Regions from separate parts of the Homo sapiens genome. Here region 2 is linked to region 1. The links are chromatin loops, found by intact Hi-C in ENCODE. Cell type or tissue: heart left ventricle. All regions are shown on one strand. Links, peaks and the distances in the headings refer to the core of each region. The heading gives the core; the rest is flanking DNA. Region 1 overlaps NAA60 (N-alpha-acetyltransferase 60, NatF catalytic subunit). Region 2 holds the start of LOC105371059 (a long non-coding RNA gene).

Region 1 (15,327 bases), core at 3,899-11,898:
ATATTTGGCTCCTGACTGAAAGGGTTTTGATCCATGCATACATTAATAAACCCTTCAGAACCATGAGTTGGGATAATTCACTGTCCCTTGTGCTAGTCTCATGGAGCTTTTCTGCTCTTCTGGGAGTGCTCCTGGGGTGGTCTGGAGGCCTCTCAGGCAGAGCAGAGGCTGGTCAGCAAGCCACAGGGCTTGCCATGAAGTGGTTTGTTCATGATTTGTTTCTGGGACCCTGGGAAAAATGTTCTCAGGGTCTGCCTAGGAAGGCTGGTTTTGGAAGCTTGTGGATTTCTTTCTGGGTGAGTCAGGAAAGTTGTGCTCCTGCTGGGCGCAGTGGCTCATGCCTGTAATCCCAGCACTTTGGGAGGCTGAGGCAGGCGGATCACAAGGTCAGGAGATCGAGACCATCCTGGCTAACATGGTGAAACCCCATCTCTACTAAAAATACAAAAAATTAGCCGAGCGTGGTGGTGGGCACCTGTGGTCCCAGCTACTCGGGAGGCTGAGGCAGGAGAATGGTGTGAACCCGGGAGGCGGAGTTTGCAGTGAGCCGAGATCGTGCCACTGCACTCCAGCCTGGGCGACAGAGTGAGACTCCGTCTCAAAAAAAAAAAAAAAAAAAAAAAAAGAAAGTTGTGATCCAAGGGAAAGCATACAGGTTTTAATGATGAACTAGTTTGTTCCTTTGTCTCCTGGCTTTCATTCTTCATGGCATGTGCTCAGGGCAGCCAGTGGAGAGAGGCATCATTCTGCATGGTATAGAAGCCTTGGGTGGGTGTTTCATCATCTGTAAAATGAGGACAACAATACTGAACTTTCAAGGCCATTGTAAATTAGAATGTACAGTACAAGCATTGTAAGTTAGAAGTCAATTAGAACATGCAGGAGGGATTATAACTCAGTGTTTAGCGTATAGCAGACACTTAGTAAATAATGCATTTACTCTGTTCCATTCTAGAAGCTCCATTGTTGTTTGTACAACAAACACCTCTGTTGCAGTGCTTATCAGATTGTCTTGTAATCACGTAACTCCTCAAAGGCAGGATGTGTGTAATAACACATTTCCTTGGTCACCATTTGTACCCAGAATGGGGAAGGAAGAAATGAAAAGAATCCAGTATCTAAGCCCAGCCTCCATTTCACTTGCACGCCTTTTATTTATGAAAATATAGTACTTGTCCATGTAAATAATATCTCTGAATGGATACCAGGAAAATGGTAAGATGAGTTAGCTGGAGAACTTGGGTACTGAGTTGGAGGGAGGGTAACTTATTTTTCACCAATGTATCCTTTTGTTTTGCTTTAAAATAATTTACCACAGGCATGCATTACTTCTAAAAATAAAAATGTTTACTGTCAGAAAACTCCCCCAAGTTAAACCAAAACCAAAATATGTTAGATACATCTGTAACACTCATTATAAAAGATGACATATAAATGCCTCAAAAATAGAAAAGGTGATCAAACTTACTGAGAAATGTGCATTAAAACAATGAGACCTTTTTCAGTTAGATTGCAGAAAGGTAAAGAATAATACCTGGCCAGGTGTGGTGGCTCACACCTGTAATCCTAACACTTTGGGAGGCCAAGGTGGGTGGATCACCTAAGCTCAGGAGTTGGAGACCAGCCTGGGCAACATGACAAAACCTCGTCTCTACAAAAAATGCAAAAACTAGTGAGGCTTGGTGGTAGGCGCCTGTACTCCCAGCTACTCGGGAGGCTAAGGCAGCGGAATCACTTGAGCCCAGGAGGCAGAAATTGCAGTGAGCTGAGACCACACGACTGCATTCCAGCCTGGGGGACAGAGCAAGACCCTGTCTCAAAAAAAAAAATGAGCATGGTGGCTCACACCAGTAATCCCAGAATCCCAGCACTTTGGGAGGTAAGGTGGTCAGATCACTTGCACCAGGAGTTCGAGACCAGCCTGGGCAATATAGTGAGACTCTGCCTCTACAAAAAATAAAAAATTAGCCAGGTATGGTGGCGCATGCCTGTACTCCCAGCTACTGGGGAGGGTGAGGTGGGAGGATCACTTGAGACCAGGAGGTTGACGCTGCAGTAAGCCGTGATCACGCCACTTTACTCCAACTTGGATGACAGAGTGAGACCTTGTCTCAAAAAAATTAAAAAAGACTAATTCCCTATGTTGGTGAGGCTGCGGGCCATTTGCCCTGCTGTAGTGGGTGTAGAGTCTTCACACTCTTGGTATGAGAATAAATTGGTAAAACTTTCTGGCAGGCAATCTAGGGTTTGTTTCCAAAGTTAAATGTGGTTAATTAAAACTAATTTTACTTATGCCTGTAATCCTAGCACTTTGGGAGGCTGAGGTGGGCAGATTGCCTGAGCTCAGGCATTCAAGACCAGCCTGGGCAACATGGCGAAACTCTATCTCTACTAAAAATACAAAAAATTAACCGGGCATGGTGGCAGGTGCCTGTAGTCCCAGCTACTCAGGAAGCTGAGGCACGAGAATCACTTGAGCCCAGGAGGCAGAAGTTGCAGTGAGCCAAAGATTGTGTCACACTCCAGCCGGAGGGGCAGAGCAAGACCCCGTCTCAAAAAAAAAAAAAGAATGCTTGGTTGAGCATGGTGGCTCACACCAGTAATCCCAGCACTTTGGGAGGTAAGGTGGTCAGCTCACTTGCACCAGGAGTTCGAGACCAGCCTGGGCAACATAGTGAGACTCTGTCTCTACAAAAAAATGAAAAATTAGCCGGGTGTGGTGGTACGTGCCTGTAGTCCCAGCTACTGGGGAGGCTGAGGTGGGAGGATCACTTGAGACCAGGAGGTCGACACTGCAGTAAGCCGTGATCATGCCACTGCACTCCAACTTGGGTGACAGAGTGAGACCTTGTCTCAAAAAAATTAAAAAAGACTAATCCCCTATGTTGGTGAGGCTGCGGGCCGTTTGCCCTGCTATAGTGGGTGTAGAGTCTTCACACTCTTGGTATGAGAATAAATTGGTAAAACTTTCTGGCAGGCAATCTAGGGTTTGTTTCCAAAGTTAAATGTGGTTAATTAAAAATAATTTTACTCACGCCTGTAATCCTAGCACTTTGGGAGGCTGAGGCAGGCAGATTGCCTGAGCTCAGGAGTTCAGGACCAGCCTGGGCAACATGGTGAAACCCTGTCTCTACTAAAAATACAAAAAATTAGCTGGGCATGGTGGCATGCACCTGTAGTCCCATCTACTCAGGAGGCTGGGGCAAGAGAATCGCTTGAACCTGGGAGGTGTAGGCTGCATTGAGCCAAGATCCACTGCACTCCAGCCTGGGCAACAGAGTGAGACTCTGTCTCCAATAATGAAATCATGAAAAAAAATTTTTTTTTTTGAGACAGAGTTTCGCTCTCGTCCAGGCTGGAGTGCAATGGCATGATCTCAGCTCACCACAACCTCTGCCTTCCAGGTTCAAGCGATTCTTCTGCCTTAGCCTCTCAAGTAGCTGGGATTACAGGCACGCACCACCACGCCTGGCTAATTTTGTATTTTTAGTAGAGATGGGGTTTCTCCATGTTGGTCAGGCTGGTCTCGAACTCCCAACCTCAGGTGATCTGCCTGCCTCAGCCTCCGAAAGTGCTGGGATTACAGGTGTGAGCCACTGCACCCAGCTAATAATAATAATTTGAACCAACATTCTAGGCATTTTCCCTAAGGAAATAATCAGAACGTATGCAGATTTGTGTACAAGATTGTAAGTTGCAATATTGTTTTTGACCTGAATGTGTAGGTTTCAGTGGGGAAACCTGATCCCCAGTCCCTGCTCTCCTCCCACCCCAACCCCATCCATCTACTACCTTTCCCAAATAGAGCTTGCGTAGGGCCATTGGTGTCCAGGATCCAGAGCAGGGCATGGGTTTGTGGGAGGTGGTGGTTGGAATCACCTGGGGTTGGATACTGGACTTAGTTCCTCTATGGGTAAATGAGAGCCTGGGGATTGTCGGAAAGAGGCCTAGGGTGAAAATTAAAATGACTTAATTTCAGGAGCAGTCTTGGCCTTGGAGATTCATGGGACTTAAGAGAGGAAGGGCAGAGGCTGACCGTGTAGATGGTAGCTTGTTGCTCTACCTGGGCCAGAGAAGCCTGCTTGCCTCCCTATCTCCAAGGCTGAAAGAGGGTTGTGCAGCTGAAGATACAGGAATTTAGGATACAGGCAAGTGCCATGACCTGGCAGCTTGGTATGTCGCTACACTGCAGGAGCCTGCTGGCTTCCCACCACTGGGAGTGCCGTTAGGTGTCTGTGCTAGACCCATGGCCAGAGGGTGAAAGGAGGCATGAGTAAATAGGCAAGAGAAAAGCGATAATATGCTGGAAGAGGCCTTAGAGCCAGAGGGAGAAGGAGCAGACAGACTCTCATAAATAAGGAGTTCTGGTGAAACAGAATTTCTGCGAGAGATTCAATTATAGCAAAACTTTATGGAACCAAAAAGCTTAAAAAAAAATCAGAAGTTTAATAGATAAACTGAAGGAGAGAATGGTCAGCACAAACTGAGTAGCCTGTTAGATCAAGTGGAAGAAACACTCAAACACAGCAAAAAAAGAGAGAGAGAAAGGAACCATGAAAGCAAAGAGGTGGAGGACCAATCAGCCCTGAAGTCGATGGTGATCAACCCATTCCTGAACCATCCCTGTGACCGGCAGATGTCCCTCTGCTTGACTTGCTTAGGCAGGGGTCCTCTGAACTCATCACAGAGCCAAGGGAGAATGGGATGACCTTAATGGGTTAAACCAGTTAGGGAACACACTGGAACAAGGGGTAGAGTCTGTGCCACAAACACAAAGAGAAAGGGTGGAAGTTTTTTTAGTGTACAAATAACCTTGAATATCTCCTGTAGTGACACATGGTGCCTAACCGAATGAACCGTTGTGAAGATAAATGAGATCTTGCATAACATGTTTAACACAATGCCTCACACATAAGCCGTGGAGAAATAGTTATTTTCTCATTTGTGTTTTAAAGGAGTATTTTTTTCTTTTTTGAGACTGTCACTTTGTTGCCCAGGCTGGAGTGCAATGGTGCGATCTCGGCTCGCTGCAACCTCGGCCTCCCGGGTTCAAGCCATTCTCATGTCTCAGACTCCCGAATAGCTGGGATTACAGGCATGTACCACCATGCTCAGCAAATTTTTTTTTGTTGTTGTATTTTTAGTAGAGATGGGGTTTCACCATGTTGGCCAGGCTGGTCTGCTGGTCTCGAACCTCTTGACCTCAAGTGATCCACCCGCGTCAGCCTCCCAAAGTGCTGGGATTACAGGCATGAGCCACCGGGCATAGCCAAAAAAGAGTTTTTAGTTTTTTTTTTTTTTTTTTTTTTGAGACGGAGTCTCGCTCTGTCTGTCACCCAGGCTGGAGTGCAGTGGCGCGATCTCAGCTCACTGCAAGCTCCACCTCCTGGGTTCACGCCATTCTCCTGCCTCAGCCTCCCAAGTAGCTGGGACTACAGGCACCTGCCACCACGCCCGGCTAATTTTTCTGTATTTTTAGTAGAGACGGGGTTTCACCGTGTTAGCCAGGATGCTCTTGATCTCCTGACCTCGTGATCCGCCTGCCTTGGCCTCCCAAAGTGCTGGGATTACAGGCGTGAGCCACTGCACCCGGCCCAAGTTTTGGGTTTTTTTGTTTTGTTTTGTTTTGAGAAGGAGTCTTGCTCTGTCCCAGACTGGAGTACAGTGGCGCGATCTCGGCTCACTGCAACCTCCACGTCCTGAGTTCAAGCGATTCTCCCACCTCAGCCTTTTAGTAGCTGGGATTACAGGCACGCACCACTATGCCCAGCTAATTTTTGTATTTTTAGTAGCGACGGGGTTTCACCATGTTGGCCAGGATGGTCTCGATATCTTGACCTCATGGTTCACCCGACTTGACCTCCCAAAGTGCTGGGATTACAGGCATGAGCCACCGCGCCCTGCCCAAAAAAAGAGTAAAGTTTGAAGGGATGTACATGCTGTTCTGTTTGCCAGTTCATCTTAACGGTGCTGTATTTAGAACCCTGGAAACAGCCGGGCACGGTCTCAAAACAAACACACACCCCGTGGAAACAATAGAATGTTGTTACTCTGTTGTTACTTAGGGAGTGTTTTTTCAAACTGTACTGTGCTTGTTACTCACATGGGGGTCTTGTTGAATGCAGATTCTGAATTAAGTGCCCATTCTGACTCAGTCCAACTGAGTCCTGAGGTTCTGCATTTTTAGCAAGCTCCCAGGTGATGCCGCTGCTCCTGGACCGCAGACTGCACTGAGTAGCAGGCACCTGAGTTTTGCCTGTTTTTATGATTGATTGGGCTCCCCACGGCATCCATCTTCTAGCCAGTGGGAAAGGGGAGAGGAAGTACAGAGCGAGCAATTTCCTTTTTTTTTTTAACCCCATCTTTTATTTTGAAAATTTCAAACCTCCTCAATTTTTGAAAGAATAATGCGCTTCACCAGTTGTTAACAATTTAGCAATATTCTTTTAAGCACATGACACAGAAGTTGCCAACATTGTGCTCTCTCTTGTTCACTGGTGAAACTTTTGGCACATAGCCTGATCCTGCTGCAGGAGAGGCTGAGAAATAAAAGCCTAGCTTGACAGTGATCTGCCTGCTGAAGGGGGTGGGATTCTGTTACTACTAGATGATGATAAAGCAGTTATTTTTTAAAAGGAGAAGATGGCAGAGTAGGACAATGGATACTAGGGGACAGTTTGACACGCAGACTCAAATCTTTTTTTTTTTAGATGGAGTTTTGCTTTTGTCGCGCAGGCTGGAGTGCAGTGGCGCAATCTCGGCTCACTGCAGCCTCCACCTCCAGGGTTCAAACGATTCTCCTGCCTCAGCCTCCCAGGTAGGTGGGATTATGGGCACATGCCACCACGCCTGGCTAATTTTTTTGTATTTTTAGTAGAGACAGGGTTTCATCATGTTGGCCAGGCTGGTCTGGAACTCCTGACCTCAGGTGATCCACCCACCTCGGCCTCCGGAAGTGCTAGAATTATAGGCGTGAGCCACCACACCCAGCCAAGACTCGAATCTTATAACCAGTTCTCTTCAAATTGGATTCTGGAAAGCTCGGAGTTGAAATATACAGCCCAGGTTGGTCGTGGTGGCTCACGTCAGTAATCCCAGTATTTTAAGAGGCCCAGGCGGGCAGATCACTTGAGGCCAGGGGTTCAAGACCAGCCTGGGCAACATAATGACATTCCCATCCCTACAAAAAAACAAAAAACCCAAAAAACCTGTTTTTTAATTAGCCAGGCATGGTGGTTCACACCTGTAGTCTCGGCTACTTGGGAGACTGAGGCGGAGGCCAGGAGTTGGAGGCTGCAGTGAGCCGAGATTGCGCCCCAGGCTGGGAGACAGAGACCCTGTCTCAACAACAAAAACTTCGCGTTAGATCTTGCATTATAGAACCCCTACAACCGGAGGGCAGCTTAAGTTGCCTGTTTTACTCAGGGACAGCCCTAAACTGCCTTTCGCCAGAATCGGACGGCTGAGAATCCAGTGTCGTCGCGGGGTGGTGCTGCCAGCTGGCTCCGGGTGGTCGGCCAGGAGCCAGCCTTGTGCACCTGCTTTCAGTTGTTGGCCAGCCCCGGCGCTGCAGGCCCTCGCGAGCTTAGGATGCGCCTGCCAGGGCCTGTGCGGGGGGGCCACTCGGTAGAGCCGCGGGACCTCGGCCCGGAAACCGCGCCACCGGCGTCCGCACACGCTAGGCCGGGGAGCCCAGAGGTCTGGCCGGCCATGTCTCGGCGACCTCCCGGAGCGAGGGACAGGGAAGGAGCCGGCCCTCACCAGTGCCCCGCATACGGGATCCTGGGCCTGGCTTCGCACGGAGCCTGCCCGCTCCCAACCTGCCCGCTCCCAACATGGCGGCAGCGCCGGCCTCAGGGGGCGGGGCCACGTGGGGGCGGCGGCCAATGGGCTTCCGGGCTGCGCTGCCGGCAGGGAGCGGGAGGCGGAAGTGCCGCGGGCTGCCGCCTCCGTCCCGGCTGCGGCCCCTGCCGGTTACATAACTCGTTGCGGGCTCCGCGCGGTCCCACTTCCCGGCTCCCTTCGCCTCCAGGATGCGCTGAGCCCTACAACACCCCCAGCGGCCGCCGGCTCCCCCACGAGGTGAGGTGGCGGGGGGCGGCCGCCGGGGCTCGGACCTGCGGCGGGGCGCCGAGGGGGCGGGGTAGGCGGGGAGGCCGCGCCGGGGTCAGGGGGGCCAGCGCCCACCGGGTACGAGCGCGCTGGTGAGGCAGGCCCGGCCGCGCCCGCGCCCCCGGCGCACGGTCCTCCCGGGAGCCGGTTTCGGGGACGGCGGCGGGGAGTGGGCGCTGGCCAGGGACGAGGGTTGAGGAGGTCGCGGCTCTCATGCTGGGTGGGAGTCGGGCCTTCTGCCTGGGGGTTGCGTCAGTGTCCGACCCCGCGATGAGTGGTCGGGACAATTTGCAACTAGAGGGTGGTCCTCATGGGTACCCTGTGGGGTGTCGCGCGAGGTGAAGGGCCAGGCCATTTCCGTCGGGTCAGCGATTTCCGCCTTCGCCCCGCTCTCGCCTGGCCTGGTCAGGGCCTGTTTTGGTACTTGTTGCGCCGATTGGAGTCATCTGCGACTTGTTTGCCCTCCTCTGAACTCCTGAAAGCCAGGGGCTCCGTCTAGGTCTCCTCCTAGTCTTATTCTCCCAGCTTTCGTTGTTAAGACAAATTCCTTACGTTCCTGGCCCTTTACAGACCGGCCCTACAGAACCCACACCCCCAGCTCCGACTTTCTTCTCCAGATTGGGTACTTCCCAGGGAGTAAAGGGAATCTGTAGCTTTTGTGGTTTGTCCTGCTGGGAAAATTTGGGGGTAAGTGGTGGGCCTTCTCTGGACGACCACCCACAAATCTGTGTGCCCAAACGGAGACAGGACCCAGGGTCTGGACATCAGGCAAGGGGTACTCTGCAGTAAACGTGGACATTGGCCGTTTCGTGGGTTTGTTTTCACTCTGCCAAGTCCTTGAGGCGTACACTTTTGTGTCACTCATTTATCTTGAAAGAAAAGGTTAACAGCCCAACAGAGTAGTTCGCTTTGGTATCTGGAGTGGTAATCAGAGTGCCAGAACTGGAGAGAACATTGCCGTGTACAGATGTTTGCCTTTTACCAGGGCACTGAAGGCATAAAACCCTTAGTTAATGCTTAACTGAGTGAACCATGAAAGTCATGTGACTCCAAAGGTCGACTCTAGAAATGCGGCAGTCCATGTAGCACTGTGATGTAGAAATTCTATGATATATGGGTCAGTGTTCACAGGCAGGGAGAGGGGGAGTCTTCAACATCTTTGAATTAAAAAGCATCTGGGGCAAAAACAAATAAATACACACATATCAGTGAACTGCTTTAAGTTCAGTTAGAGAAGGTGAGATTAAAGACCAGAAGAAACTCGAGGGAGACTGCTGTATAAGTCCCAGTTATCTTTCCAAACAGACAGGTTCATCACAGCAGTGAAGGCTAGTCTTCATCTCCCTTCTTGTGGGATTTTCTACATTAATGTGCAGATCTGCCCTTGGAGAATGGGGCGTGCATGATTGGGCTGTGGTTTGCTGGAGTTTCATCTTACTGAAGTTGCAGACACTGTGGGTTTCTGTGACAATGGTTTACACTGAAAGTAGCAAAGTCAAGGCATGGTCTGGTATCAGCATGCCAGAATAAAACACACAGACAGCTTTTTAAAAGGTCTGTGTCCGTCCTATCTTTAGCCTCTCCTGGTTGTAACTTGAAGTGACTTTGTTGCCGTGTTTGTTTTGACCAGGCCGGGACAGTATGGAGAGTATCTTTAGATGTGACTTATCTGGGTTGCTTAGCAACAGCATGCTTCAGATTAGAATGGAAGAAAGTTCCTGGATGTGAGGAGATTTGAATGATAAAAGATACTTACACCTAAAAGGAGACCAGGAGGGATTGTGCCCTGTTCTTGCTAACTGGGTGCTCGTAACTGGAGACGGGGTGTACCTGTTAGCGGTGGTTAGACGAGGTGGATACAGAATCCAGAATGGTCACATTGCAGCCATAGGGAACAGATAGATGCAGAGAAGAGGCTTCAGCCCTCTGAGTTAGGGCAGTGCATGGCCTTGCTCTGCTGAAATAGCCCAGAGGTCCCATTTGCTTGGTGACATCTCTCACTTGAATAGAAAGCTGGCTGTTTATCAGACACTGTTTTCTTAAATGGCAGCTCCTCCACATCTGCGTCATCTCCATTATCTCCCCTATCCATCTCTTTTTGGAAGGAATCCACGAAGCCCTCATGACTGTTTGTTTGTTTTTGTTTTTTTGTTGTCGTTGTTGTTTTTTGGAGATAGGTTCTCACTCTGTCGCCCAGGCTAGAATGCAGTGGCGTAATCTCGGCTCACCGCAACCTCCACCTCCCAAACTCAAGTGATTCTCCTGCTTCAGCCTCCTGAGTAGCTGGGATTACAGTCATGTGCCACCATGCCTAGCTAATTTTTTTGTATTTTTGGTGGAGACGGGGTTTTGCCATGTTGGCCAGGCTGGTCTTGAACTCCTGACCTCAAGTGATCCGCCGCCTCAGCCTCCCAAAGTTCTGGGATTACAGGCGTGAGCCATTGCATCCAGCCCGCCCTCATGGCTTTTACACCTCTTTTCCTGGTTTGCAGAAAGCAAGGCTGGGGTGTGGACCCTGCATCGAAGCTGGTTCTGCTTATGTCCATGTGAAGTGCTTTCAAGTAAAATGCTGATCTGCAAAAAGATGCTGAAAGTCCTTTGTCTCTTTCTGGCTAAGTTCAAATGCCGAATTTGATTCAGCAAATAGTTGTGAGTGCCTTGAAGTGCAAAGAATGATCCAGGATCAGGACTCCTTCCCTACATATCATTATTTTGATATGTATGTATGTATATATGTTTAGTGACGGAGTCTTGCTGTATCACCCGGGCTGGTCTCAAATTCCTGGCCTCAAGCCATCCTCCAACCTCAGCCTCCTCAGTCGTTGGGGTTACAGGAGTGAGTTTGCCAGGCTCTATATCATTCTTTTTAGCATGACCTCTGATAGGAGGCTGGCAGGACAGTTCAGGACTTATCAGAAGCCCAAATATCTTACACTGCTGATTAAAGAGAGACCTGTGTTTGAAAACCAAACGGGCATATAATAGGATTAACATTCTGCTATGAACACTAAGGCATTTGCGTAGTGCTTGTGGGAGTGATAGGAAGGGGGTCTGAACCGGGGGAGCCAGGGCTTTCTGCAGGAAGTGGTTTGGGGTCCTTGTCAACAGTGAATGCTGCTTAATGGAGCCAGAGTGCCCCCCTGCGGAGGTGGGCAGAGAGGTGCCAGTCACCCCAAGGTGCCACAGCTCTAAGCTGAGATGGTCAGATAGAGGGAAGCAAACAAGGGCCACTCCCTAGTCCCACCTTGTCAGCAGCTCAGACGGGATTCCCCATCTCTATCTCAGCCAGGGAGAAGCCATCGCGAGAACTGGCTATGAGTGCGACAGCTTAGAGATGTTGCAATGTCTCTTCAAGTTAGGAGTGAAATTATTATCCATTTTGCCCCAAAATGGACTCTTAAACCCCCATACACTTGGAATAGCATGTATTTTGTGCTTTGAAGCCAGAAATAAACATTCTAAACAAAGATTTAAAGTTGCAATGAAGAGGAGGTGGTTGTGGACAGACATGCAGAACAAATGTTTGAGAAATGTTCCCTTTGCTTCCACAGAAAAACAAAAGAAAGGCATTTTCTCGTGTTTGACAAACCATGTTAAAAAAATATTCTTGGCCAGGCACAGGGGCCCAGCACTTTGGGAGGCCAAGTGGGCAGATCGCTTGAGCTCACAAGTTCGAGAGCGGCCTGGGCAACATAGCAAAACTCCATCTCTAAAAAAATACAGAAATTAGCCAGGCATGGTGGTGCGCATCTGTCATCCCAGCTACTTGGGAAACTGAGGTGGGAGGATGGCTTGAGCCCAGGAGGTGGAGGTTGCAGTAAGTTGAGATGGTGCCACTGCATTCCAGCCGGAGTGATAGAGCCAGACCTTATATCAAAAAAAAAAAAAAAAAAACCTTTCAGTGCTATTTTTTGTGGTATAGTTACTGTTATTAAAAAGCAAATGGCATTTCTCTTTTTTTGTTTACTGTATTCCTGAAATAGGGTCGATTTGGCCAGCAAAGTATTGACACTGGGGCCCATCTTGAAAACAACTAACTATTGAAGAAAATAATTTCATTTTATAAAATAGTAGTTGGGTAATTCTCCCTTAGGTACCAAAAAGGGCTCTTTTCTGGAAAATGTTAATGCAACAATATTTCCCTCATTCCTTTGGTGTTCATGGGTGTTCTATTGAATGCTGTTCCATTCTTATTTCTTTCTAGAAGATAGCTCATTCTGACTCCTGCTGTAAACTGTTCAGAGATTATTCTTTCCAGAGTCTGTTACATTCAGAATGTCTTGCTAGTCTGTCACTTGCTGCCCTTCTCTTTCTACTTAGTTTCAGATTACTTTGCATCTCCTCTGGCCTCCCGTTTTTAACCTTTTCATTGATGTATACACACAGAAAAGTGCACTGCTTGATGAGTTGACATGGCATGAACATAACCTGTACATCCCCAACGCCAGAAGACCCATGGGCCCCCTTACCAGGCAAGCCCTCTTCTATTAAGAAAAGCGTTTTTCTTGTTGTAAGCACAAGAAACCACTAATAGTAATTATACTAGGGATGGGGCGCATACAGGATTCGGAATTTTTGCTTTGTGTTGCACATGAATTCTTACTTTACTATGAACATGGGTTGCTTTGACAAATTTAAAACAAAGGCCTGAAAGGACTCCCCTTACTCAAGAAAAGGAAAATGCCTTTTTTAAATGTTTTTTTGAAATGGTTGTCTTAAAATTTCTAAATATTTTTTAAAATTAGATTTTATATAGCCACGCAAATTGTTCTTTAATGGTTATGTAGGAATACAGGCTGCTTGGCCTCCCTTGTCCACAGCCTCCTCTTTGTTTCTTTGCGACTTTGACTCTGTGTTTAGAACATTTATTTCCGGGATGAGTGCACAAAACACCATGCTACTCCAAGGCACAGAGTTTCAGAGTCAGCGCTGAGTCTATTTTAGAGCAAAATGGGTAACACTACTCATAATTTGAAAACACACTATTAAATACCCAAGCTGTTGCTAACTAAAAGCAGCCTGTGAGGTTATTTTAATATAAAAATGCAAGCTGAGGCCGGGCCCGGTGGCTCATGCCTATAATCCTAGCACTTTGGGAGGCCGAGGTAGGTGGATCACTTGAGCTCTGGAGTTAGAGACCAGCCTGGCCAACATGGTGAAACCCCGTCTCTACAAAAAAAAAACAAAAATTACCTGAGTGTAGTAACTTAATGTCTGTACTGTCAGCTACTTGCGGAGGCTGAGGCAGGAGGATTACTTGAGCCCAGGAGGTGGAGGTTGCAGTGAGCCAAGATCGTGCCACTGCACTCCAGCCTGAGTGACAGAGTGAGACCCTGTGTTAAAAAAAAAAAAAAAAAAAAAATGCAAGCTGGCGCGGATGCAGTGGCTGAGACCTGTAATCCCAGCTACTTGGGAGGCTGAGGTATGAGGATCCTTTGAGTCCAGGAGTTGGAGACCAGCCTGGACAACATAGGGAGACCCAGTCTCTACTTAAAAAAAAAAAAAAAATTCAACCTAGACTTGGTGGCTTGTGCCTGTAATCCTAGCTATTTGGGAGGCTGAGGTTGAGGGATCCCTTGAACCCTAAAGTTCGAGACCAGCTTGGGCAACATAGTGAGATCCTGTCTCTTAGAGAAAGAAATCTATGTGTGTGTTCGTCATTTTGACATACAACATCTTCACTTTTTTCTGACAATGAAAACAACCCAAGGTTATTGCAAAAAAAAGATCCAGTAATACAGAAACAAGTGATACAGAATGGAACCGTCTGCTGCAATTGCTGGGGCAGATTCAGGCAGAAATTTGGATTACTTTTATTTTATTTTATTTTATTTTATTTTGAGACAGAGTCTCACTCTGTTGCCCAGGCTGGAGTGTAGTGATGAAGTCTCGGCTCACTGCACCCTCCGCCTCCTGGGTTCAAACGATTCTCCTGCCTCAGCCTCCCAAGTAGCTGGGATTACAGCCACCATGCCTGGCTAATTTTTGCATTTTTAGTAGAGATGGGGTTTCCCCATGTTGGAACTCCTGACCTCAAGTGATCTGCCTGCCTCGGCCTCCCAAAGTGCTGGGATTACAGGTGTGAGCCACCACGCCCAGCTAGATTTATATTTGATAGTTATTTGATTCCAGAGGATCTTAAGTGCAAACCCAGAGAAGCAGAGAGTAAAAAGCAAAAAGGCAACAAAACCCAGCAGATGGTGAGGGAAAGGGAAGAAGCCAGGGAGGGGCAAGTGGGGACAGGAAGTGCTCTGAAACCCGACCCTCTCTTGCTGGGCTTTCTCCTTTTAAACTGAGGAGCTGCTGTGTCCATCTCGCCCGCTGCTTCCTAGGCGGTACAGAGGGTTTCCTGTAGCCTTAAGTTTTCTCTCCGAGAACAGACAGATTCTTGGTTGAGCCTTAAACAGGGTCCAGTCTTGGGTGTTAGTCAAGAATGCTGTTCAAGTAAATACGTTTTACTATCATTTGACTCCCATGTGCCCCCAAACCTGGTATTATTTACAGGTAGTTTTGTTGTTGTTTTGTTTTTAAACCAAACAGGTTGACCCATTCACTCAATCTGAGTTAGGAAATATATTCCAGGCACAACCTATCAGGCGGTTGCCTGCAAGATCCCAGCTGAAAGCATCGCTGGGACAAAGGTGATGCTTTGGCAGCCACCCTGTTGGCTCCGTCCAGCCCACACCTCAGTTGTCTCAAGCTGCTCTTTCAGTGGGAATGTGAGATCTGGTAGCAGAGGCTCATTTCACCCCAATTTTCTATTTCAGAAAAAGGGGCCGGGTGCAGTGGCTCAAGCCTGTAATCTCAGTACTTTGGGAGTCTGAGGCGGGTGGATCATGAGGTCAGGAGATTGAGACCATCCTGGCTAACAGGGTGAAACCCCGTCTCTACTAAAAATACAAAAAGTTAGCCGAATGTGGTGGCGGGCGCCTGTAGCCCCAGCTACTCGGGAGGCTGAGACAGGAGAATGGCGTGAACCCGGGAGGCGGAGCTTGCAGTGAGCCGAAATTTTGCCACTGCACTCCAGCCTGGGCGACAGAGCGAGACTCTGTCTCAAAAAAAAAAAAAAAAAGAAAAGAAAAAAGGAAACTCATCCGAAGCAAGAGAGGCAGCCACGGGGTCCCATCTTGGCAGCACATCTTCTGGTCCCCGGTTTAGCGTTCTGTCCTTCTCTTGGGTCATGTTCTTGTCTCTGTTCTTCCTCATCCCTTCTTC
Region 2 (15,327 bases), core at 3,869-11,868, 93 kb before region 1:
GTCTCACTGTCTCTGTCTCTGTTGCCCACATGTTATTTAATATGCCTTATATTTCTGCAGAATTCTGTACTTTTCTAAGCAAAGCACCTCCACTTGCAGTATCTTACATAATGTTACTATAATTCCATAAAATCAAGCCATGTATTATTAACTTCATATGAAGACCCAAACAATTCATGTTTTTACCCTATCTGTCATTATCTTTGCCTACCTCTTTTTGTCTCTTCTTCATTTTTTTTAAGAGTTGGAGTCTTGCTCTGTTGCCCAGGCTGAAGTAGAGTGGCATGATCTTAGCTCACTGCAGCCTTCAACTCCTGGGCTCAAGCAATCCTTCAGTCTTCTGAGTAGCTGGGACTATAGGCACATGCTACCACACCTAACTAATTTTTATTTTTATTTTTTACAGATGGGGTCTCACTCTGTTAACAGCCCAGGCTGGTCTAGAATTCTTGGCCTCAAGTAATCTTCCTGCCTTGACTTCCCCAAGTGCTGGGATTATGGGTGTGATCTACCGCACCTGGCCTGTCTCTTCTTAATAATGCAGTATACCACTGGGTGCAGTGGCTCACACCTGTAATCCCAGCACTTTGGGAGGCCGAGGCGGGTGGATCACCTGAGGTCAGGAGTTCGGGACCAGCCTGACCAACATGGAGAAACACTGTCTCCACTAAAAATACAAAATTAGCCTTGCATCGTGGCACATGCCTGTAATCCCAGCTACTCGGGAGGCTGAGGCAGGAGAATCGCTTGAACTCGGGAGGCAGAGGTTGTGGTGAGCTGAGATCGTGCCATTGCACTCCAGCCTGGGTAACGAGCAAAACTCCGTCTCAATAATAATAATAATAACAATAATAATAATGTAGTATATCTGTCCATACTTTCCATCCATATATCTCTCCATCATCTTGTTTACCCTCTCCCTTATGCCTATATTCCAATTTCTCTTCTACTAATCTATTATTTAATAATAAAAGATTAAGCCAGGCACGGTGGCTCACGCCTGTAATCCCAGCACTTTGGGAGGCCGAGGTGGGTGGATCACGAGGTCAGCAGTTCGAGACCAGCCTGACCAACACGGTGAAACCCCGTCTCTACTAAAAATATGAAAAAAATTAGTTGGGCATGGTGGTGGGTGCCTGTAACCCCAGCGACTTGGGAGGCTGAGGCAGGAGAATCATTTGAAGCTGGAGGGTGGAGGTTGCCGTGAGACGAGATTGCACTACTGCACTCTAGCCTGGGCAATAAGAGCGAAACTCCATCTCAAAAAAAAAAAAAAAAAAAAAAAAAAAAGAAAGAAAAGATTAAAAAGGTCATTTGCAGCTGGGCACAGTGGCTCATGCCTGTAATCTCAGCACTTTGGGAGGCTGAGGTGGGTGGGTCACCTGAGGTCAGGAGTTTGAGCCAGCCTGGCCAACATAGTGAAACCCCATTTCTACCAAAAATACAAAAATTAGCCAGGTGTGGTGGTGCACACCTATAGTCCAGCTACTTGGGAGGCTGAGGCAGGAGACTTGCTTGAACCCGGGAGGTGGAGGTTGCAGTGAACTAAGGTTGCAGTGAGCTGAGATTGCACAACTGCACTTCAGCCTGGGTGACAAGAGCAAGACTCTGTCTCCAAAAATAAAACAAAACAAAACAAAAAGGTCATTTGCCTTTTGATTCTAGCCAAAGAGGGTCCCTTGCTACTCTCTTATTGAAATCATCCCATCCAAAAGTCCCAGACATCAGATGTCTTACCAGCATTTGGGTATGCTAGTCTGGTCAGTGGATAATGGAATGTCCTAAGATTCCTTATGCAAATTTAAGACCCCAGGAAAGATCATCCATCCATAAAGTATGTTCTCTGCCTCAAGATCTAGTCTTGAAGCCCTGCAGTTCCTAAAATTCAGCAATCAGTTCAGCACACAATTAATTACTCATCTTTCAGGAACTCACATGTTGGGATCAGAATGCCAATTTGTGATTCTGCACATTCCTAGAATTGCCAAAGGGATCCCCACCTGTTACCACGATTCATTTACTATTTTCCCAGACAGAGAAGCTAGGTTAATATAAGAAAGTTGCATGACAACTACATTACCATAGAAAAGGGAATCAATAGGTTTTAGAACTAGTTCAAAAGGGGCTTTGGCTTTGTGTCCCCATAATTTTGAAACACATGCCTTATACATAGTAGATACTCAATAAGTGTTTAGCAAATATAATTAATAAGCTTCATGAGTCCTCCTTTATCTTGCTAAGAACTAAATTTGTCAAATGGACCGTCTTCATGTTTGCCACTTTGGGGTCATCCCATCCCTTGGACAGCATTGAACAAACAATGATAAATGTTCCCTTTTCCACATTACCATAATTCCTTCCAAAGACATCTAATCATACTGTCCTGTCATGAGTTTGTTTTTCCAATAGCAGATCAAAGCCATTTTGCCAGTTCCTCATACAGCAATACTCAAATACGTCTCCAGAAGTAGACAACTGTTAACATTATCTTGGCGAATTTATTAAAGTCCAGAGTCTTGCAGGCTCAACACTGGTTTTGTTTTGTTTTGTTTTGTTTTGTTTGAGACAGAGCCTTGCTCGGTTGCCCAGGCTGGAGTGCAGTGGCGATCTCAGCTCACTGCAACCTCTGTCTCCTGGGTTCAAGCAATTCTTGTGCCTCAGCCTCCTGAGTATCTGGGATTACAGGTGTATGCCACCATGCCAGGCCAATTTTTTTTTTTTTTTTTGGTGGAGACAGGGTTTCACCATGTTGGCTAGCTGGTCTCAAACCCCTGGTCTCAAGCGATTCACCCTCCTCAGCCTCCCAAAATGCTGGGATTACAGGTGTGAGTCATTGCACATGGCCAGGCTCAACATTTTCATTGATCAGTACACTCAGATTAGGTCAAGTTCTCAAGAAGTAGGTTCACAATGACCAAGTTCCTAAAGCTGTTATATAAACCAAAATGCCAGCTGATTACGTTATGAGAACAGTACCAAGAGACTGAACAGTTGCATCCTCCAGTCAATTCATTTAAGTTGTGAAATAACTTGGGAGGAAATAGGAAGAAAATGGACAGGTATTCCTGAGACATATGAGTGCTGTAGAGCCTCCATATGGAAAAAATTGGACATTTTGTAACTAACACAGAGTTCTGGGTGTGGTAAGACACAGGGAATTAGAGGAAGAAGAACAAGCTGACTGGCTATGGTGAGGAAATGAATACATCACAGGGATCGCATATAACTTCGTCAACACACATACGCTTATGTTCCATTCTCAATGGTGTTCATGAAACAAGGTCAAAATTTGGGAGGAAAAGAAGCAAATATAAAGCAAGCTCCTTGTTATTGAGGGTTTGGAGTCCTATTTCTAGGTGTCCAGGAAAAAAATATGTTTGGTGTCTTGTTCAGTTGGAAATTCAGGAAATGACAGACAAAACCACCACCAAGGGCCGGGCACAATGGCTTACGCCTGTAATCCCAGCACTTTGGGAGAATGAGGTAGGCAGATCACTTGAGGTCAGGAGTTCAAGACCAGCCTGGCCAACATGAGACTCTGTCTAAAAAACAAACAAACAAACAAACAACAACAAAACACTAAAACCACCAAGACCTATGAAAGACTCACCAACCTTAGTAAAATAGAAATGAAAAGCATTTGAATATGCTCATCTGCTCACTGGATTTAAGTGAGTTTGAGAGCCCATCGCATAGAGCCCTTCTCAGAGTCTGTCTGGATCCCATACCTTTCCGTTTAAGGTATCAAAGGCTGCCTGAATACCTCAAATGAGCAAATTCTGAAGCTGCCAATGAAGACAGTCAATCCTTTTCCATTCTTCTCAGCCTTCAGGCTCAAGTCCAGGAAAGATTAGGAAAGATTAGAATCAAGGAACCGGGAAGAAATAGAAGTTGAAAAGTGACTTTGGCTTGCTGCATATACACTTTAGTATGTGAGCTCTGAATTAGAGACTATGGTAGGACGCAGTGGCTCACACACCCGTAATCCCAGCACTTTGGGAGCCCGAGGAGGGAGGATCGCTTGAACCCAGGAGTTTAACACCAGCCTGGGCAACATACTGAGATCCCGTCTCTACTAGAAATTTAAAAATTAGCTGAGTGTAGTGGTGCTTGCCTATATCCCCAGCTACTCAGGATGGTGAGGCAGGAGGAACGTTTGAGCCCAGGAGTTCAAGACTACAGCGAACCGTGATTCCATCACAACACTCCAGCCTGGGAGACACAGTGAGGTTCTGTCTCAAATAGATACATAATTAAATAATAGACTAATTTGGAAGCTCTATTAATGACTTTGCAAAAAGGTCTAGTGTATTTGACCAACGGTGGCTAAGTGTACTGAGTATTCACCATTTGCTAGATGAGGATCTAAACTCTACACACTTCCACTCATTCAATCCTCACAATCCATGGGCCACCTGCTATTATGCTTGTCCTCTTTTTTTTTTTTTTTTTTTTGAGACAGAGTCTCGCTCTGCCGCCCAGGCTAGAGTGCAGTGGCGTGATCTCGGCTTACTGCATATGCTAGTCCTCATTTTAAGATGAGGACACTGCAGCATAAAAGGAAACTTGCCCAAGATCATGCTTTGGTAGGGTAGGGAATCAAAGCATAATCGTCTTGACTCTAAAGCTGTGCGTACTCTTTTTTGTAAAAACAATCGCAAACTTACAGAAAAGTTGGAAGCATGAAACAAAGACTTCCCCTGACCTCCAATTATTTGAGAGTAAGTTAGCAACCTGACACCCTGTCTTCCCCAAATATCTTGTGGTGTGTTTTCAACAAACAAGGACATTATCCTACAGAGCCACAATATAACCATCAAAATTAGAAAAATGGGCCAGGTACAGTGGTTCACACTTGTAACCCTAGCACTTTGGGAGGCCGAGGTGGGCAGATCACCTGAGGTCAGGGGTTCAAGACAAGCCTGGCCAACATAGTGAAACCCCATCTCTACTAAAAATACAAAAAGTAGCTGGGCATGGTGGGACATGCCTATAATCCCAGCTACCCGGGAGGCTGAGGCAAGAGAATTGCTTGAACCCAGGAGGTAGAGGCTGCGGTGAGCCAAGATCATGCCACTGCACTCCAGCCTGGGCAACAGAGTGAGACTCCATCTCAAAAAAAAATTTTTTTTAATGAACATTAATACATTTCATTATCTAATCTGCAGACCCCGTTCAATGTTTGCCAACTGTCCCAACGATGCCTTTCATAGCGAAAGAATTTTCTTCACAATCACACATTGCATTTAGTTGTCATGTCTCTAGTCTTTGTCAGTCTGAGATGGTTCTTCAGTTTTTTTCTTGACTTTCATGATTGCCACACTATAAAAGATTGTTAGCCAGTTATCTGGTAGACAATGTCTCCATTTGGGTTTGAAGTTTCTTCACATATAGACTCAGGTTAGCATCTTTGGCAGGAATATCACAGATGGGAGGTTGCATTCTTCTCATTGTGTCCTATCAGGGGGTGTATATTTCAGTTGTTTTCATTTCTAATGGTGTTACGTGGATCACTAAATGAAGATTGTGTTGACCAGCTTTCCCATTGTTTCCCTCTTTGTAATTAATAAGTGTCTTATGGGGAAGTACTTTGAAACTATGTAAATATCCTGCTACTAATTAAACTCAATTTGTTCATTTATTTGGTTCTATCTTATGCAATTAAGGTTTTCTGTTTTATTTAATGGTTTATAATAAGGGTATCCAACCCACAGGCCACAGAGAGAAAGAGAAATACATATGTGTGTATATATATGTATATACTTATATCTGACATGCAAAGCAGTGCTCTGCCCTTGCTTTTTCCCACACTCAGGCTCTGCTTTCTCTTTCTCTCTCTCTTTTCTGTCCATTTAGTCATCTACTACCCTGCCCTCTGAATAGAAAGGCAGCAAGGTGCCTCAGAAAGTTCAACACTCTGGGAGTCAAGAACTTGAGTATTTGGGTGCACTCTGCAACTAATTAGTTAGGGTAGTCAGTGGCTCTTTATAGCACTCTGTCTCATCATCTGTAAAATGACTATAACAGGTGGCAGGAACATTGTAGGAATCAAAATAGATAATCCACATAAGAAATGCATGTGTTTAAAAAACTCCTCCATGGTTATTCTTAATCAAAGATGGCATACTTTTCTTAGAAGTGTCATCAACCTATTTCACATCCCACTCCCTGTATTTATATCCTGATGAGGTACTACTCCTTTGTGCTACCAGGGCCTTCATAAATGATGGATGAATGAAGGGGGGCAAGACTGAAGGCAGAAAGACTACATAGAAGCCTTAGTATGATCCTCCACTCTTCTTTCTCTCACACTCCACATCTCAATCTAGTAGCTCCCTCTTCAAAATATACCCAGAATACCCAATCCGGAATCACACACACGTGAAAATTAGAAAAGTATTTGTATGTCCACCAAAAGAGGAATGGTCGATTATATATATTGTGGTGGGGGGAGGTGGGGAGCAGCATGGAAAAACATTTTAAAAAGAATATGCATGGTGGTACATGCCTAAATGCAGCTTTAAAAAATTATATATATATATAAACGAAAAGAAAAAAACAAAAATTATATATATAAATGGAAAAAACCGACAAGAATTAGTAAATGTAAAAAAAATTATATATTAAGAACCAGAAAGATATACACACTAGTAATGTTACTAGTGGAGGGTGTCCAGGTTCTTGGCGTTTGGAACGAAGAACTGGACAAAACACACAAACAAGGCAAGGAAAAAAATGAAGCAACAAAAGCACAGATTTATTGAAAACAAAAGTACACTCCACAAGGTGGCAGCCCGCAGAGCATAGGGGCTCAACAGGCATGTGCCAGAATTTTTCTGGGGTTTAAACACCCTCTACAGGTTTCCTATTGGTCACTTGGTGTACACCCTATGTAAATGAAGTAGTGGCCCGTAATCGGCCCTAGGTTCCCTTAGGTTGCTTTGTGCAACCAGAGGCTGAAGTGAAGTTACAAAGGTTACACGCTATGCAAGCATCTGATACTTTCAAATTTTTGTCTGCCACGCAGAAGAGGTGATGGAGTTTGTAAAGGGAGTAGCCTCCAGTCCTTTCAGTGGGTCCTTTCCTTACTTAGGTGGGGAAAGGGAAAGTTGGGGTTTTCCTTTTGATTTAGTTCTAGGAAGTCAGCGTGAATCAGTTAGGTTTCCTGCCTCCAGACCCTATTCCTCTGCCTCAGTAACAGTTATTTTCTCTAGGGAGGGAGTGTAATTTCAGAGGCAAAGTATGAATATATTTTGTTAATCATTTGTATTTATTTATTATTTATTTATTTTGAGACAATCTCGCTCAGCCGCCCAGGCTGGAGTGCAGTGGCAATTACCTCTCACTGCAGCATCGAACTCCTGGACTCAAGTGATCCTCCCGCCTCGGCCTCCCAAAATGCTGGGATTACTGGCGTGGAGACTTCAGTTTTAAGTGAGAACGTTTTGCAGTACTTACTTAATATTAAGAAATAAAAACAACTTAGAGTGGGGGGAAAAAAAGCCACTGGATTAGATACGAGTTCTAGTCAACGAAAGTCACTTAAACTCTGTTTTGGCTTCCTCGTCTGGAAGATGAAAATGGTAATATAACTGACTGAGTAGGGTTGCTGTAAGTATGAGTTAGTGTGTAAATGTTTACAATTACGCAGGGCACACAGCAAGCGCCACGTTTTCTATCAGGGCTACTCTCACCTAACGCGTAAAACAGGATGGCATGCCCAGCGGGATCCGGGCCCTGGGTTCTCAGGCATTGTGATTGGTCTCAGCATATGACGCAAGGCGGGCTTCATTAATGAAATTGCTGTCAATTAGCGAAGGGCGGAAACCAGGCGAAGAGGGCGGTCCTTTAGAACCACACTCGCGCGACTGGCTCCTCTCTTTACAGGCTTAGCTACTGCGCATGCCTCTGGCCCTCTTGAGGTCCCGGCGTGCCCCGCAACAGCTTCCGGCGTGCTCCGCAACAGCTTCCGGCGTGACGCAGTAGAAAAGGTGGCGTGGCTGGCGATTCGTGTTCGTGAGGGCCTTTTCTGGTGAGGCGGGGCTTAAGGGTTGTGGCTCTGCTCTCTGTCCTGAGACTTTCAGATTGCACTCTGGGTTCCTGGACGCAAAAACTCGGAGTGGCTGCGTGATGCAGAGTGAACTGGGTCCTCTGGGGACGCGTGGGGAACGTGGCAGTCCGGAGTGCCGGCTTTGTTGCCCTTCGGAGCTCCAGTCCGTTCAGGTTCCCCAGTGAGGCCTCCTTTGAAGGGCTGGGTGCCTTTTGCCCTTCACGCTAAGAAAACACTCGTTTCCTAAAGCTCGATTGCGCCCTTGTGCTGAGCGGTGGGGACACGAAGACAGCACAGAAACGCTGTTTACTTTCAGCGAGCCCCCAGACTGTTGGAGTGGATAAACCCACCAGAAACAAATTACAGCGTTAGGCGGGTTAAGATGGAGCACCCTGAGAGGTTACAGACAGGACCGGAGAGTTCAGAGGATTAGGATGCTTCAAGAAGATGGGGGTAGTGGCGTCATCAATCCTCATCCTGGGGTTTTTGTCTTTGATGGTGCACTCCTTGAGGACATGAAATTTTTCTTCCACATTTCCGATACCTAGGCTCAGGTGCCCTTCCATGGTTGGGAGGGATAGAGACCAGCTGTCTCTCGTGTTTATTATCTATGGAAAGGATGAATTAGGTCTTGGGGACTTCAGGAGGGAAAATTTTGGTGAGCAAAGGCACTAATATGTCCCTAGACCAGGGGTTCTCAACCAGCGCCCCCCTGCCAGAGCACAATTGACACTGTCTGGAGACAGTTTTGTTGTCACTACCGAGGGGTGCTACTGACGTCTAGTGGGTGGAGGCCAGGGATGCAGCTAAACATTCTACAAGGTCCACGGGGTTCCCACCCCACTCCCCATCCCCAAGAACTCAAAAAACGATCTGGCTCAAAATGTCAGTGTGCTGAGGTTCTGAAACCCTACCCTGGAATGACAGCGGAAATGGAGAGACAGCAGATGTTGGAGACATCTCAGCGGAAGACTAGTTTTGTCTCTTTTTTTCTTTTTTTGTTTTTTTGAGACCGTGTCTCGCTCTGTTGCCGAGGCTGGAGTGCAGTGGCGCAATCTCGGCTTCACTGCAAGCTCCGCCTCCCGGGTTCCCGTTATTCTCCCGCCTCAGCCTCCGGAGTAGCTGGGACTACAGGCGCCTGCCATCATACCCGACTAATTTTTTGTTTTTGTATTTTTAGTAGAGACAGGGCTTCACCATGTTAGCCAGGATGGTCTCGATCTCCTGACCTCGTGATTGGCCCGCCTCAGCCTCCCAAAGTGCTGAGATTACAGGCGTGGGCCACCTCGCCCGGCCTCATTTTGTGTTCTTTATAATGCTTAAGTATTTGATGCGCAGTTGGTTAATCAGGTCTGATGAGCCCAGTCTTCCTCTTATTTTTTTCACCCATTCATTTGCCAGATATCTGTTTAGCACTAAACACTATTCAAGATGCTAGAATTCAGCTTTGAGCTGAAAAACCTCACATTCTTGCGGGGGGTGACAGACGTTAAACTTACATGTCAAGTAGTAATATATGCTATGAAGTTCCTGCAAGTTGGGGTTTCTCTTACTACCATCAGGTACCATTTATTTACTTCCGAGTGCCAAGCACTGGACTAGATACTTTACTAATATTTCTACTCTTTTCCTGTGTCCTGCAAAGTGGGTATTATTTATTTATTATTTATTTTTTTTGAGAGGGAGTCTCGCTCTGTCCCCCAGGCTGAACTGCAGTGGCGCAATCTCGGCTCACTGCAACCTCGACTTCCTGGGTCCAAACGATTTTTCTGCCTCATTCTCCCGAGTAGCTGTGTTTACAGGCACCCGCCACCACGCCCTGGTAATCTTTTTTGTATTTTTAGTAAAGACGGGAGTTTCACCATGTTGGCCAGGCTGGTCTCGAACTCCTGACCTCAAATGATCCAGCCGCCTCGGCCTCCCAAAGTACTGGGATTACAGGTGTGAGCCACCGCGCCCAGCCCTGCAAGGTGGCTGTTATTATCTTCAGATGATAAAAAGCAGATCACAGGAGTTGAATAATTTGCCCCAAATCACTTAGTATGGAGTTGAGCTTGGACTCAAACCAGATTCACCTGAAGGATAAAGTCTGTATTATTTCCACTGGTTAACATTGTGTCCCATATACGCAGCTGGACTGAATGGCATGAGAAATCTATACCTTCTTTCCTAGGGTTAAGAAAGTGAAGTAGAAACGAACTGACACTGACCTCATTCTGTTTCCAGAGTAGAGTTTTTATCAGACCTAGCAGGAGGTGATTCTAAAGAGTTGCAGCAACTGAATTAGGAAAATAATTATAAGAGTGTGGTCATGGAAAGTGAGTAGTTCTTCTATAATAGGGGATGTAGCGTCTTGAAGGCCTAACTGAACTGGGTGAGCCATTAAGACATACAGGGTTTATCCTATATCTTAACTTTGACAAAGTTATGTAATGATTTTACTAATATCGAGAAAGTCATACAGGTTATGGGATTGGCTTGAAATCAGTTTCTGGAGGTTCAATTCCTTTTTCGTTTAGGTTTTCACATAGATTGGCTCTTCGAATGTGTGGTAAGGTGGTGGACAGCTGTAAAGTCACTGTTAATTAGTAGATGCTTGTTCAATTGTTAGAACTTTTCGTTTTGAAGCAAAGGCTTCTCAGATTATGAAAATTATTAATATGACTGCTGTTAATGAGATAAATGAGCCTACTGATGAGATAACATTTCATGTGGTGTATGTATCAGGTTAATCAGAGTAACGTCGACGCACACCAACAGGCCGAGGAAGTGCTGTGGGGAAAAGGTTAAATTAACACCTATAAATATAATGATGAAGTGGATTTTAGCATACGTCTGATTAAGTATATAACCTGAAAATAGGGGGAATCAGTGGACAAAGCCTCCTGTGATGGCAAATACCGCTCCTATTGATAGAACATAGTGGAAATGGGCCACACCATAATATATGTCTTGTAAAATAATGTCTAATGATGAATTAGCTAGTATAATGCCAGTTAAACCTCCTACTGTTAATGGGAAAATGAATCCTAGGTGCTCAGAATATTGTGGGAGATCATTTGATACTACTGCCGTGCAGTGTAGCTAATCAGCTAAAGACCTTGACTCCAGTAGGGATAGCAATAATTATAGTGGCGGAGGTGAAGTATGCTCGTGTGTCTACATCCATTCCTACTGTAAATGTATGGTGAGCCCGTATGATAAATCCTAAGAAGCCAGTTGATATTATGGCTCATACTATGCCCATATACTCAAATGGTTCCTTTTTTCCAGAGTAATAGGTTACGATATGGGAGATTATCCCAAAGCCTGGTAGGATAAGGTTATAGACTTCAGGATGACCAAAGAATCAGAATAAATGTTGATACAAAATAGGGTTACCCCTGCCAGCAGGGTCAAAAAAAGTAGTATTGAGGTTACGGTCAGTTAATAATATGGCAATGCCAGCGGCTAGGACTGGGAGAGAAAGGAGGAGAAGGACTGCCAGAATGAGGACTGATCAGATGAAAAGGGGTGGTTGATATTGGGATAAGGCTGGGGGTTTTATGTTAATAACTGTAATAAAGTTAATGGCCGCTAAAATAGAAGAAACACCTGCCAAGTGGAGTGAGAAGATGGTTAGATCCACAGAGGCTCCTGCTAGGTTTCCTGCTAAAGGGGGATAAACTGTCCAGCCGGTTCCAGCGCTGGCTTCTACTACTGAAGATGCAAGTAGGAGTAGAAAAGATGGGGGGAGAAGTCAGAAGCTCATATTATTTATCCGGGGGAATGCCGTATCAGGTGCACCAATCATCAGAGGGACTAGCCAGTTGCCAACACCCCCAAATATGATTGGTATTACCATAAAGACAAATTATGACGAATGTGTGGGCGGTAACAGTAACATCGTAAATCTGATCATCTCCTAGCAGAGTTCCTGGTTGGCCTAATTCTGCTTGAATTAGAAGGCTTAAGGTGGTGCCCGCTATTCCCTCTGATGCGCCGAATACTAAATATAGTATTCTGATGTCTTTGTGGTTAGTTGAAAACAATCAACGATTAATGAACTTAAGTGGGAAAAGGGTAAAATGGCTGAGTAAGCATTAGACTGTAAATCTTTTTTTGTTTGTTTATTTGAGACGGAGTCTTGCTCTGTCCTCAGGCTGGAGTGCAGTGGCTCGATTTCAGCTCACTGCAACCTCCGCCTCCTGGGTTCAAGCGATTCTCCTGTCTCACCCTCCTGAGTAGCTGGGACTATAGGCATTCGCCACCACGTCCAGCTAATTTTTTTATTTTTGGTAGAGACGGGCTTTCACCACGTTGGCCAGGATGGTCTCAATCTCTTGACCTTGTGATCCACGCGCCTTGGCCTCCCAAAGTGCTGGGATTACAGGCGTGAGCCACTGCGCCTGGCTGAATTTATCTTTTTAATTAAGATTGGGATAAGAGCTAGTATGTTCATTTCTAGGCCTGTTCAGATGAGAAATCTATGTGAGCCTAGCATTGTGGTAAGAGTTCCTGTGAAAACAGTAAGGGAAATAATAAGTTGAGCTAATGGGTTTATTAGTACAGTAAGGGTATAACTAACATTTTTGGAGTATGAGCCCGATAGCTTAGTTAGCCAACCTTACTTTAGGACTTGGTGTAATGGGTAGCACAGAGAATTTTGGATTCTCAGGGGTGGGTTCAATTCCTTTCGTCCTAGAAATGAGAGGATTTAAACCTTTATTGTTTACTCTATCAAAGTAATTCTTGTGTCGGACATATTTCCTATATTTGGGGTGGGATGCTGGAAATTAGAATAGGCATTGAGATACATCATATGCAGAGTGCTAGTGTAAGCGGTAGGAAATTTTTTCATAGAAGATATATAAGTTGGTCATAGCGGAATTGGAGATATGCTGTTTGAATTCATAAAAACAGGGTGGTTAAAGAAAGGTCTTGGTAATGAAATTTGTGGTATAGAGTTCTGGTGAATATATAGTGTGTAGTGCTCCTAGAAAAATGGTAATAGTTAAGTCATTTATTACGATAATATTCATATATTCTGCTATAAAGAAGAGGGCAAATGAACCTGTGGCATATTCGATGTTAAAGCCTGAGACTGACTCTGATTCTCCTTCTGTTAGTTCAAAAGGGGCTCGGTTTGTTTCTGCTAGTGTGGAGATAAATCATATTATGGCTAGGGGTTATGATGGTAGAAGCAGTCAGAGGAATTCTTGCGTTGTGATAAATGCATGTAAGTTAAATGAGCCACTTATTAGTAGAACTGATAAAAGGATAATGGCTAGAGTGACTTGATATGAAATTGTCTGGGCTACAGCTTGTAATGTGCCGATTAGTGTGTAATTTGAATTAGATGCTCATCCTGATCATAGGATAGAGTAGATGGCTAGGCTTGATGTGGCTAGTATAAATAGGAGGCCTATATTAAAATTAATTAGAGCATCTGGTATGCGGAGGGGAGTTCACAAGAGGAGAGCGATCAAAACAGCTAGGGTTGGAGCAGTAGTATAAAAGGTAATAGTAGACGCTGAGGGACGTAAGGGTTCTTTGACGAAAAGTTTTATTGCATCAGCGAATGGTTGAAGCAGTCCATGGGGACCTACAATGTTAGGTCCTTTGCGTAATTGTATGTAGCCTAAGAGTTTTCATTCAATGAGTGTAAGGAATACTATAGCGATTAAAGTGGTAATAATAAGTAGGAGAAGATTGATTATAGGCATATTGTTAAGAAGAGGAGTTGAACCTCTGATTTTAAAGTTTTAAGTCTTAGGTAATTGCCGGGGTCTGCCATCTTAAACACTGTTTAAGATGGTAGAGTGTGTGATGATTTGTTAGATTGAGACAGCATCATTTATGGTGGCAAGGGTGCTTTGTGAAATGGGCCCTGCTTCTCTTGTCCTTTTGTACTAGGAGAAATGTTAAATAGTTAGAAACCGACCTGGATTACTCCGATCTGAACTGAGATCACATGGGACTTTAATAGTTGAAAAAACGAACCCTTAATAGCGGCTACACTATTAGGATGTCCTGATCCAGCATTGAAGCTGTAAACCCTGTTGTTGATATGGACCCTAGAATAGGATTGTGCCGTTATCCCTAGGATAACTTATTCCGTTGATCAAATTATTGGGTCAGTGTGTGTTAACTTGCTTAGACTAGTGCGGTCTTAGTTTAGGTAGTTTGGAGGTTGAATTATGCTCTGAAATAAAAGAAAATTTTTATTTTTTTTGTTTTTTATTTATTTATTTTTTAAGACAGAGTCTGGCTCTGTTGCCAGGCTGGAGTGCAGTGGCACGATCTTGGCTCACTGCTATCTCCACCTCCCGGGTTAAAGCCATTCTCCTGCCTCAGTCTCCTGAGTAGCTGGGATTACAGGCACATACCACCACACCCAGCTAATTTTTGTATTTTTAGTAGAGACGGGATTTCACCATATTGGCCGGGATGGTCTCGATCTCCTGACCTCGTGATCTGCCTGTCTCAGCCTCCCAAAGTGCTGGGATTATAGGCGTGAGCCACCACGCCGGGCACCCCAACCAAAATTTTTAATGCAAAGATAGTAGGCTAGGGCCTGTAGGCTTTTTTTGAGTTTCTATTTGCATTAATGAATTAAAGCTCTATAGAGTCTTCTCATCTTATTTGTTTATACTGCCTCTTCATGGATAGGTCAATTTCACTGACTGAAAGTAAGAGACAGCTGAACCCTTGTGTGGCCATTCATACAAGTCCCTATTTAGGGAACAAGTGATTATGCTACCTTTACAATGTCAGGATACCGCAGCTGTTGAACATATGTCACTGGGCAGGCGGTGCCTCTAATACTGGTGAAGCCAGAGGTGATGTTTTTGGTAAACAGGTGGGGTAAGATTTCCCGAGTTCCTTATACTTTTTGTAATCTTTCCTTAGAGCATACCTGTGTTGGATTAATGGTATAAATAATAGGGTATTTATTCTTTATTAATATTAGGCTGTTAACTATCAGTGGATTCTGGTTTGATATAAGCTTATGCAATGGAGAATGTCTTCGTGTTACTAATATTAACATTATTGCTTCTATTAAGTAATAGATTAGTCTAATGTAATGTTAGGAGTTCAATAGAGTGATTAGGATTTAAAATAATTGGATGTTGAGCTTGAAAGCTTTCTTTTTTTCTTTTTTCTTTTTTTTTTGAGACGGAGTTTCGCTTTTGTTGTCCAGGCTGGAGTGCAGTGACGCAATCTTGGCTCACTGCAACCTCCGAGTCCCGGGTTCAAGCGATTCTCCTGCCTCAGTCTCCCGAGTAGCTGGGATC

What was found. Peaks named below come from ENCODE experiments on the same cell type or tissue, not always from the same donor. Only the 100,000 strongest peaks of a DNase experiment are listed, where the experiment ranks them.
Region 2: a loop joins it to region 1, with 1.9 times the contacts of the local background. A loop is called at or near these places in 6 of 110 quality-filtered maps.

What each region holds. Positions count from the first base shown.
Region 1 is chr16:3,450,100-3,465,426 of GRCh38, forward strand. The region is part of intron 2 of NAA60 (N-alpha-acetyltransferase 60, NatF catalytic subunit); the gene reads left to right. Among named protein-coding and RNA genes, the nearest start is that of NAA60, 14 kb to the left of the region's middle. RefSeq lists a silencer at 7,548-8,297 and enhancers at 7,618-7,787, 10,126-10,295, 10,232-10,401, 14,396-14,565, 14,593-14,762 and 1 more. In heart left ventricle, for the core only: CTCF peaks have their summits at 7,974 (motif pointing left) and 11,279 (motif pointing left); DNase peaks (open chromatin) are centred at 7,582, 7,892 and 8,362; H3K4me3 peaks cover 4,512 bases; H3K27ac peaks cover 5,390 bases.
Region 2 is chr16:3,357,151-3,372,477 of GRCh38, forward strand. LOC105371059 (a long non-coding RNA gene) reads left to right here and starts at 7,965. Exons shown (of 4, transcript XR_007064949.1): 1 at 7,965-8,032. It overlaps OR2C1 (olfactory receptor family 2 subfamily C member 1), which reads left to right. Exons shown (of 1, transcript NM_012368.3): 1 at 1-156. It also overlaps the pseudogene MTCO2P28, the pseudogene MTCO1P28, the pseudogene MTND2P34, the pseudogene MTND1P8 and the pseudogene MTRNR2L4. RefSeq lists enhancers at 7,138-8,337, 8,032-8,101. In heart left ventricle, for the core only: no CTCF peak of the experiment used is centred there; a DNase peak (open chromatin) is centred at 7,921; H3K4me3 peaks cover 1,792 bases; H3K27ac peaks cover 1,262 bases; H3K27me3 peaks cover 652 bases.